Regions from separate parts of the Homo sapiens genome. Here region 2 is linked to region 1. The links are chromatin contacts, found by Hi-C in ENCODE. All regions are on one chromosome and are shown on one strand. Each heading gives the region's core, a stretch centred on a gene start or an enhancer-like site at or near the end of the contact. The rest is flanking DNA. Distances are from core to core; before and after follow the strand shown. Region 1 holds the start of TBX3-AS1 (TBX3 antisense RNA 1). Region 2 holds the start of TAOK3 (TAO kinase 3).

The links. Hi-C counts contacts between places; a loop is a spot of excess contacts on that map. Pooled maps may share reads with other maps.
Region 2: a loop to region 1 is called in a map of gastrocnemius medialis, with 14 times the contacts of the local background. The contact joins the promoter of TAOK3 here to the promoter of TBX3-AS1 in region 1. A Hi-C loop is called at or near these places in 2 of 168 maps with a recorded cell type or tissue (ascending aorta and gastrocnemius medialis) and 5 of 50 pooled maps.

What each region holds. Positions count from the first base shown.
Region 1 is chr12:114,679,298-114,684,303 of GRCh38, reverse strand. TBX3-AS1 (TBX3 antisense RNA 1) reads right to left here and starts at 2,012. Exons shown (of 2, transcript NR_187552.1): 1 at 1,670-2,012. It overlaps TBX3 (T-box transcription factor 3), which reads left to right and starts at 129. Exons shown (of 7, transcript NM_005996.4): 1 at 129-1,492; 2 at 3,158-3,425; 3 at 4,653-4,799. The coding sequence starts at 1,104. RefSeq lists a promoter at 1-127.
Region 2 is chr12:118,370,773-118,375,778 of GRCh38, reverse strand. TAOK3 (TAO kinase 3) reads left to right here and starts at 2,872. Exons shown (of 21, transcript NM_016281.4): 1 at 2,872-3,131. It overlaps LOC124903031 (a long non-coding RNA gene), which reads left to right. Exons shown (of 2, transcript XR_007063480.1): 2 at 1-481. RefSeq lists an enhancer at 2,379-2,428 and silencers at 2,749-2,998, 3,783-3,842, 3,943-4,032.

The DNA of each region.
Region 1 (5,006 bases), core at 763-3,262:
AGCACTCGACCTGTGAAAACCACGCCTATGCAGCAACACAATTGGTCCGAAAGCGTCAAAGAGCCAATCAAGAGGCCTCCGGCTCCCCGCAGCCCACAGCGCAGCCCGACCTTCTAGAGCCGCCGAGCAGACGCCCGGTGAATTCTAGAGGCGGCGGAGGGTGGCGAGGAGCTCTCGCTTTCTCTCGCTCCCTCCCTCTCCGACTCCGTCTCTCTCTCTCTCTCTCTCTCTCCCCTCCCTCTCTTTCCCTCTGTTCCATTTTTTCCCCCTCTAAATCCTCCCTGCCCTGCGCGCCTGGACACAGATTTAGGAAGCGAATTCGCTCACGTTTTAGGACAAGGAAGAGAGAGAGGCACGGGAGAAGAGCCCAGCAAGATTTGGATTGAAACCGAGACACCCTCCGGAGGCTCGGAGCAGAGGAAGGAGGAGGAGGGCGGCGAACGGAAGCCAGTTTGCAATTCAAGTTTTGATAGCGCTGGTAGAAGGGGGTTTAAATCAGATTTTTTTTTTTTTAAAGGAGAGAGACTTTTTCCGCTCTCTCGCTCCCTGTTAAAGCCGGGTCTAGCACAGCTGCAGACGCCACCAGCGAGAAAGAGGGAGAGGAAGACAGATAGGGGGCGGGGGAAGAAGAAAAAGAAAGGTAAAAAGTCTTCTAGGAGAACCTTTCACATTTGCAACAAAAGACCTAGGGGCTGGAGAGAGATTCCTGGGACGCAGGGCTGGAGTGTCTATTTCGAGCTCAGCGGCAGGGCTCGGGCGCGAGTCGAGACCCTGCTCGCTCCTCTCGCTTCTGAAACCGACGTTCAGGAGCGGCTTTTTAAAAACGCAAGGCACAAGGACGGTCACCCGCGCGACTATGTTTGCTGATTTTTCGCCTTGCCCTCTTTAAAAGCGGCCTCCCATTCTCCAAAAGACACTTCCCCTCCTCCCTTTGAAGTGCATTAGTTGTGATTTCTGCCTCCTTTTCTTTTTTCTTTCTTTTTTGTTTTGCTTTTTCCCCCCTTTTGAATTATGTGCTGCTGTTAAACAACAACAAAAAAACAACAAAACACAGCAGCTGCGGACTTGTCCCCGGCTGGAGCCCAGCGCCCCGCCTGGAGTGGATGAGCCTCTCCATGAGAGATCCGGTCATTCCTGGGACAAGCATGGCCTACCATCCGTTCCTACCTCACCGGGCGCCGGACTTCGCCATGAGCGCGGTGCTGGGTCACCAGCCGCCGTTCTTCCCCGCGCTGACGCTGCCTCCCAACGGCGCGGCGGCGCTCTCGCTGCCGGGCGCCCTGGCCAAGCCGATCATGGATCAATTGGTGGGGGCGGCCGAGACCGGCATCCCGTTCTCCTCCCTGGGGCCCCAGGCGCATCTGAGGCCTTTGAAGACCATGGAGCCCGAAGAAGAGGTGGAGGACGACCCCAAGGTGCACCTGGAGGCTAAAGAACTTTGGGATCAGTTTCACAAGCGGGGCACCGAGATGGTCATTACCAAGTCGGGAAGGTAAGCAGTGGGGGCCTCCTCCCCTAAGCTGTTGGAGAGTTTTTTCCTCCCTTTATTTCTCTGCTCCCAGAACAGTCGGTTGGTCGGTTATTACGGCTTGGACGAAAAGTTAGTTCCCCTAGAAATGTATGCACAGACTTCCAGGCCCTGCCCCGGTGGCAGGAAATTTCAGCTTACCTGGGCATCTGCATGGGTCTTGCATTTGGTCTGCATCCTGGGTTCCCTCCCGAACAGACAGAATTTTTCAGTGGAGCACAGACATCCCTGCAGGGAGCAGGAAAGAAAAAAAAAAAAGGCACTCTACTGCAAGAAACTCACTCTTCAAACCCTCCTGGAACATCCTTATTTCTTTGTTGATGTTGTGTTGTCTGTTTTATTTTGTTCTCAGAGAGAAAAACTTAAAGCCCTTTCCTTTTGTGTGGGTATTGGGAGGCCTGACACCATTCCCCGGCCCTTTCTGCCCTCCAGTCTAGCCTCTGGGTCTAAAGGGGCCTGCTGCTGCCCTGGTCAGAGAGAAATCGAAGGGCATTTTGGTTTGTTTGCCCACACTACTTCACGTGTCTGTAACCCAAGGGCGAGTTCAGCAGGCAATTTTGCATAATTTAAGATTATGTTTGCAGACTTAAGGAGCCAGTGAGGAGACACACACCTTTTTTTTAATGTGTGAATATTATCAACCATATTTTACATAATGTTTAAAGGTCCTTGCCTGACCAAAACCTGCCTGGAAGAGAAGATCCTGTAATAGTCATTTAAAATCACTGATTTTTTTTTTGTAATAGCATTGAAGCCTGTAAAGGCATAAAGTTGATACAAAAATAAAATCCCCTTCATGATATCTTAAGCGTTCTGTCTCCTTCCAAGCTAAATGAGGCCAAAGTTTGGCATAAAATCCTCCTCAAACTCACAAGACATTTAGTCAGTTTTCCAGCAAAGTGCTTCCTTGCTTCCTTTTAAGTCAAGACTACAGAATGCCAACCCTTCTGTGAAATTAACAGCAATGTGGTGGCACAGTCTTGCGGTTTTGGACTGGCCTAAGAAGTGGGGGAATGTGTTAGCAGCTCCACGGGCAGATCGGTTATCAGGCCCAGGAGTGCACCGAAGTCTGCAAAATTCGTTCTGGGAACTCACTGAAGTCCAGTTTCACTTCGCCCACAGCGGGATTGCTATTCTGCAGCAGGGAGGGGTGCAACTTGACGTTCATTTCCTTGATAAGTTTAACATTTTCTCATCAATGGGTGGTGGAAAATTCTAGTCTTAACTGACCGCGCTTTACAAAAATCTTACCCCAACCTGTTTAGATCTAGATACCCACAGAAAAAGACATGGGCAAGAATTTGCTCTCAGGAGGGCAATCTGTAAAGTCAAGCAAGGACAAAAAAAATATTGAAGAAATTGTTAGACAATGTAGAGAATTGCAGTGCCACAATGCATTTGTTTTGAACCTTGGGACGTCTAAATATGGCGAAACTGAGAATATTTAATACGTTAGTTGTGGAAGAAAACGATTTTGCAACCAGTTGCCTCACTCTGAAACATGTAAGCTTATCAGTCACAATATAAAGTCTTAGACTTGGTTTCAATATTATGTGATACATAGGAAATCAAACCCAAGATTACGGGTGGTTTATCTTTCTTTTTCTTTTCTATTCTTTCGTTTTATAGGCGAATGTTTCCTCCATTTAAAGTGAGATGTTCTGGGCTGGATAAAAAAGCCAAATACATTTTATTGATGGACATTATAGCTGCTGATGACTGTCGTTATAAATTTCACAATTCTCGGTGGATGGTGGCTGGTAAGGCCGACCCCGAAATGCCAAAGAGGATGTACATTCACCCGGACAGCCCCGCTACTGGGGAACAGTGGATGTCCAAAGTCGTCACTTTCCACAAACTGAAACTCACCAACAACATTTCAGACAAACATGGATTTGTAAGTTTCATTGCTCTCTTCAGTAAAATTTTCTCCTCCTTCACTCAGTCAAAGGCAGTGCTTCCCATTTCATGAGTTTCAGCCCAGACTTCTCCTTTGCTTCTCCCTAAGCATAGCAAACTTGTCCTCGTCTGGAAAAAGGATTCGGGGTGTTTCTCTCCAAATAATGGAAGGCCTGGCGTTCTAAAAGAAATGGGGCAAGAAAACTTACCGGCTTGTGTTCTATAGCAATTCCAGCTCTTTGGTAGATTCCTGACCTGAGAGTGAAGTTAAAAACCATTTTTTAAGAGCTAAAATCAATTTCAAGGCTATGTATTCCTAAAGGATTTGTTTTGTTTTAAAATATCATACTTCTGTTTTGAAACCAGTGATATTATTTTCTCAGGAGAGTTTACGTTTCGGAGCCTTGACTCTGTTGGTTAAATGGTGTGAATACATTTTTAAAAACTCGTTCTTTTACTAAAAAAAGAATTGGGCTTAGGTGGGAGTCCGGCTTACCCTAAATGAGGCTTAGATCTTCAGAAAAAAATGGTTTGTGTGTTGGGAGTGTATATATGGATTCAGTGACAGTGCTTAGAAACTTAGAAAACTTTCATTGCTTGTAGATATCAGGCAAAGGACCTTTTGCGCCTTTTCCTACCCCTCCCCAACATTTCAATAAAATAAACAGCGTGATAAGCAAGGAGTAAGCAGAAAGATTAGGCCCAGGAAGACGCGAATGGCGCGGAAATATCTTCAGCGGGCAGGAATTGCATTTGAAGCCCTTGATTTGATTAAGGCATAAATATTCCTCTCTAGAGTTCAGCCTTTCAGGGCTTTAAGTGGATTGGGCTCGTCAATTAGTGGGCGCTTAAAGTACTGAATCATTTTGTAAATTAAAATGCATGTTTTTCTCTATCTTTTAAGACTTTGGCCTTCCCAAGTGATCACGCTACGTGGCAGGGGAATTATAGTTTTGGTACTCAGGTAGGCTAGGGTTCAAGGTATGAATGATCCTTAGATGGTGAGGGTGGGGGGGGCCCTTTGGCAACTGAGGAGCAATTTGGATTCTCCAGAAGATAACATCTGTGGAGCGAAACGTACCCAGGGGGTACTCCAAGGAGGTGGGCTCGGTACAAGCGTGGTACCCTGCGGTGGGGAAGATTTCAGCCTGGCAGGGGTCCTAAGATCCCGTTTGTTCTGCTAAATCCTTGTTTTATGTATGTCTCCTCTTCCCTGCCCCTGCAGACTATATTGAACTCCATGCACAAATACCAGCCCCGGTTCCACATTGTAAGAGCCAATGACATCTTGAAACTCCCTTATAGTACATTTCGGACATACTTGTTCCCCGAAACTGAATTCATCGCTGTGACTGCATACCAGAATGATAAGGTAAACTCAAGGGGCTTTCCTTTTTAATGGTGATATTTTGCCTTCCCCTTAAAAGCTGCTTTAAGTCAGGATGAGAAAGTTACAAGAGAGTGGAGACGAGAGTCTTGAGTTGTCTTTTGTGATTTGTGGAGCATTTGGGGGGAAAGGACAATGACACCTCGAGGAGACAGAAAAACACCTTGACTAGGTAGGAACAATGCTGAGCAA
Region 2 (5,006 bases), core at 1,623-4,122, 3.7 Mb before region 1:
CTCAACTGAAGAAGGGGAGAATTTGCCTACCAGAAGTTATTTGGCTAAGGCCCACGTGGAAGCTTAAAAAACAGGAGAGCTGAGTATCTGCAAGAATTAATTTGTGCGATTCCCTCTGAGTAGAAAAGGAACACGGTGTTATAAGTTTTGCTGAACGAATAGATTTAAGGTGTCCCTTTAGCTAAGAGCAATGTGGTCTAGTTGTGTGTAGCGAGAAAAAAGGGTAAGGTTTTTAATGGTTTGTCCAAAGTAGCCCCACTTTTATGTTCCACCCGAGTCTCCGTAGGAAACGCAACCAGTAGTGAAAATGAACAGATGTGAAAACCAGGGTGGAACCGAATATTCCCATTCTCAGACCTTTTGTGATTAAATTTATCTCTGAATTGTTCCCTATGGACTCTTCTGAAAATGAAACGTTATTCTCATCCCACTTATTTTGACATTTATTTACTACCTTGTTTTAATTAAAATCTTGGCTCTATTTGTAAGTGATTTTTTCTCCCAACAAAACTAAAGAATTTCCAGAATGGAATGCTAAGATGTCTTTCCAGGAGTTCTGAGATCTTCTGAAGCCCCTTCTAAATAAGAATCATTCTCAGATCGCACCGTAGGTCTGCCATCTATATTTAAACTAGGATTCCAGAACTGTCTCTTGTCCAAAAGATGAAGTCATTTTCTTTCTTTGTGCTGTTGGAGAACATCTAAATTACTTGCAATCAACTATATTGAGTAACTTGCGTTCCTGTCAGTAGCAGTAATCATAGTGCAGAAAAAGCAAAGATTTTAGAAATCAAGAGTTCATTGATACAATTAATTTTTAAGTTTATTTCGTTGCTAAATGGTTTCCTTTCAAGACGCTGAGATTTTTATCCTGCTTATGTTTTACTGCTGTCTTCTTGACTGCAAACAGCATCTGTTAATGGTCATGCATTTCTTTTTTATATGTAATGAATAGACACAACTGAGCACTTGGGTTATGAAAACTTACCCCATTTTTTTCTGTCCAGATTGCCAGCTGCAGAACTAAAAAATGCTCTTTAGTGAAGGTGGACCTACTCAAAAAAATTCTCTTATGGCTTTAGTCTTACCTAACCTTTAGATTTATTTAATATGATTTTGGACAGTCGCTATACTCCTGTAAAAATCAAGTTCCCTCAAAACCAAGTTTTACCACCTTGAAATCTTTTTATATATCCCTTCTCAAAACGGTACTCAGCCACACCGCTCAGGAACTCGACTTGACTTGAAACGAAGCCCTGCCAGCCCCATTTCCACAACTTCTTTGCTTCCAGGCCTTCTCTGCCTACCCTAACACCCAAACTGAAACTTTAAAGGGGGACATCACAATTGGAATGGAGTATGATTCTTTTTTTTCTTTTTCTTTTTTTCTTTTTTTGAGACGGAGTTTTGCTCTTTCACCCAGGCTGGAGTGAAGTGATGCGATCTCGACTCACTGCAACCTCCGCCTCCGGGTTCAAGTGATTCTCCTGCCTCAGCCTTTCTAGTAGCTGGGATTACAGGTGGGTGCCACCATGCCCGGCTAATTTTTGTATTTTTCGTACAGACGGGATTTCACCATGTTGGCCAGGCAGGTCTGGAACCCTTGACCTCAGGTGATGAATGGCGTATGATTCTTAAAACACTAGAAGAAACATGTATACTGTTTAGAACACAAACACATTTTGTCAGCTGGAGTTAAAAAGTTAACAATCGAGGGTTCTCTGAGAACTAAGGCCTGTATACATCTGACAAAACTTAGGATCAAAATGTGTTCCTGAGACAATTTCTTCATAAAATGCTAAATTCTAAAGTCCATAAACTTACTTTTGGCGTTAAGAGTAAGGAAAGCAGTTTTCTGTTTCCGGTGTTGATTTGATCAGCATATCCAGTTTCACAAAAATAACACAAATGGGTCTTAGTAGCATGATGCACTTTCACCCCTGGCAGGCACTATCCTTTAGCGTGGATCAAGAGGAGTCTCTGATTATCACATGTTAAACCTGGGTCAAAGCTCGTTATCCTTTGGCCACACGTTCACATAGAATCATTAAAACCTGTGGCCCTGGAAAAAGGTTATATTGAATAGCTTTGCTGAAACCTTGTTAAGCTAATAATAGGGTTCCCCTACCACAGTCTTCCTACTGTCATAAAAACCTACAAACTGAAAATTTCTAAAGCTTTGTCCTTGCACCTATCAAAATGTGCCCCGCATTGAACGCTTAGTTGGGCAAAGTATGCACCTAGTACTGTATATAGATTTTTTTTCCCCCAACGGTATCAAACTGACGGCTGCTGAACTCAATTCAAGGAGAGGCAACTCCCTTGCAAGAGATTTTAAAAAGAAATGGTTTAAATCCAGGAAATTTTTACAAATCCTGGGCAAATTAATGCTATATTAGTTCATGGCAGAATTACTAAGAAAGCTGTGCAAGGTCTAGCGAGAGACTGGGGTCCTCCCCAAAGGCTCTAACATGGTGGTCCCTGGGAATCTCCCAAGAAAAGTAAAGGCGTGGGGAGAAGCGCCATGAACTTTGACCGGAGAGCAGCACAAACAAGACTGACCGCACCCCAGGCGGGCCCGTAGGTTACTAAAGTTGCAAGGTCTTCCGCGTCTGAGGAGACCCCGCCCTGCCCTGTCCCGCCCATCGACAACTCCGCCAATCCTCGGGTTCCATCGACCGCTCGGCTTCCCAGGCTCCATCAATCAAATACCTATATACGGCCCCGGCCCTGTGCCCCGCGATCAGGGAAGGTCAGTAGAGAGCCTATTGGAGCCGAGCTTGGGGCGTGGTCCGGGGCAGGGGGCGGGCGGACTGAGACGGTGGGGCGGGGCGTGCTCGGCGCAGTCCGGTGCGATTGGCCACCCCTGGCAGGAGCCGCACCTCGGACAGCAGCAGCGGCGGCGGCCGCGGGAGGGTCCTTGTGGCGCCGGGCGGCGGGGTCCTGCGTGGAGAGTGGGACGCAACGCCGAGACCGCGAGCAGAGGCTGCGCACAGCCGGATCCGGCACTCAGCGACCGGACCCAAGGATCCGCCGGGGAACAAGCCACAGGAGAGCGACTCAGGAACAAGTGTGGGAGAGGAAGCGGCGGCGGCGGCGCCGGGCCCGGGGGTGGTGACAGCAGGTCTGAGGTGAGAGCACCGGGGCGCGGGGCATGACAGTGGGAGCCGAGGCGGCGGGACCCCAGGCAGAGTGAGGGGAGTTGCGGGAGCGGGCTCGACAGTGCAGACTGTGGAGAGGAGACCCCGGGAGGGACCGGGACAGCGGGTGAGGAGAGGGGACTCCGAGAGGGACCGAGGCAGTGGCTCTGAGTGGAGAGGACTCCGAGAGGGTCCAAGACTGAAAGTCTGAGGGGAGGGGTCTCCAAGAGGGGCCGGGACAGTGCGCGTGAGAGGAAGGGACCCGGAGAGGGGCTGGGGTAGTGGGGTGAGGGGTGGGTGCCTCATGAGGCACTAGGATAGGGGGATGAGGGGAGGGGGTCCCCTGAAGGACCAGGTCCCAGAAAAGGTCAGGGACAGCGGGGAGAGGGGAAGGGTCCCCGAGAGGGGCCGGCACTGAGAGTCTGAGAGATGGGGACCCCGAGAGGGGCTGGGACAGCACCCGGGGAGAGGAGACCCCGAGGTGAGGGGAGGGGACCCAGAGAGAATCCAGGACAGAGTAAAGAGAGGGGACCGGTCAGGGGATGTGAAGACAGGGGATCCCCAGAGGGCTTAGAACAGAGTGTGAGAAGACCCCAGGAAGGGCCAAGACAGTGGGAGAAGAGGAGGGGTCCCGGAAGGGGGCTGGGCTGAGACAGCGGGGCTGAGAGCAGGACACCTAGAGAGAGGCCGGGACAGCGGGTGGGAGCAGGGTGACCCCGAGAGGGGCCAGGACAGCGGGGTGAGAGGAGGGGACCCCCAGAGGGCTCGGGACAGCGCATGCGAGCGTGGGACTCCGAGAGGGGCTTTGAGCGTCGGGTGCAGGCGCGGACCCCGAGGGAGGAGCGGTGCCCCATGGGTGCGGGTCGGGCCCCCAGTCACATAGCGGGGGCCCGGCGTGAGCAGCGAGGGAGCGGGCGGGGGGTCGCGCCCGCTGAGTTGCGGGAGCCCCCCCAAGAACGGCTGCGGCGGGGAGCCTGGGTCGCAGTCGCGGCGTCGGGCAAATAGGAACCGGCTGCAGCGCAGACGAGTGGAGCGGGGAGGTGCTCCCAGGGTCTGGCATCAGCGACCTCCCTGAGGGTGGAGTGTGAGCCCCCGGGACTCCGGGGGACTCCGGAGCCGGATTATGTCATGAAACATCTCTGAAGTGAAACGCATGGGCTGGAGGAGCTGGAGGGGCTGGTGGGGCTGGCTGCAGGACAAAGATCTTGGAATGATCAAGAGACCTGCGCGGCCTGACCTCTTCTCACTGGCCCGCTGGCTTCGCATTCGTTCCTTAGAGTCTGATGTGGATGTCTTGAAAGCGAGGGGCTTCCTGATCTTAATGAAAAGGTCAGGTGAAAAGTTGGAAGGGGCTTCTTCAAACCTCCCCCACTTCCCCCTCCACAAGAAGTTGAAAGGGACAGGGATCCTTTTGGAGACCCGTGTTTTAGATTAATAAGAATATTTCTTTGATAGACCCTTGCGTTTTCCTGGACTACTGGTTTTTCATTTTAGCTCAAGGAGCTAAGAAACTTTTTTAGATTTGGCAGCATATCAGTATCAATGTTTACAATGCAGATTTAAAGGAACTATACTAGGTTTGGAATCTGGACTGTTTAACTTTGATCTGTTGGAGATAGTTGGAAGGTCAAACTAAATTTTCAAAAGAGGTTTTGGAGTCGCAAAACTAAGAGCTCTTTCCAATTAGATTTCTTATCCTAAAAGCTGCCAGGATTGAGCTTTAGGCGTAATTCCAGGACAAGCTAAGGAGAGAGATAAACCTATTTAAACCAGACACTGTGTGTCCTGGTGGGAGGCAAGTGTATCTATTAAAAGGTTGAAACAAATAGTGGGAAGCAATAGGGGGTGGGAGTTGGGGGACAGCCT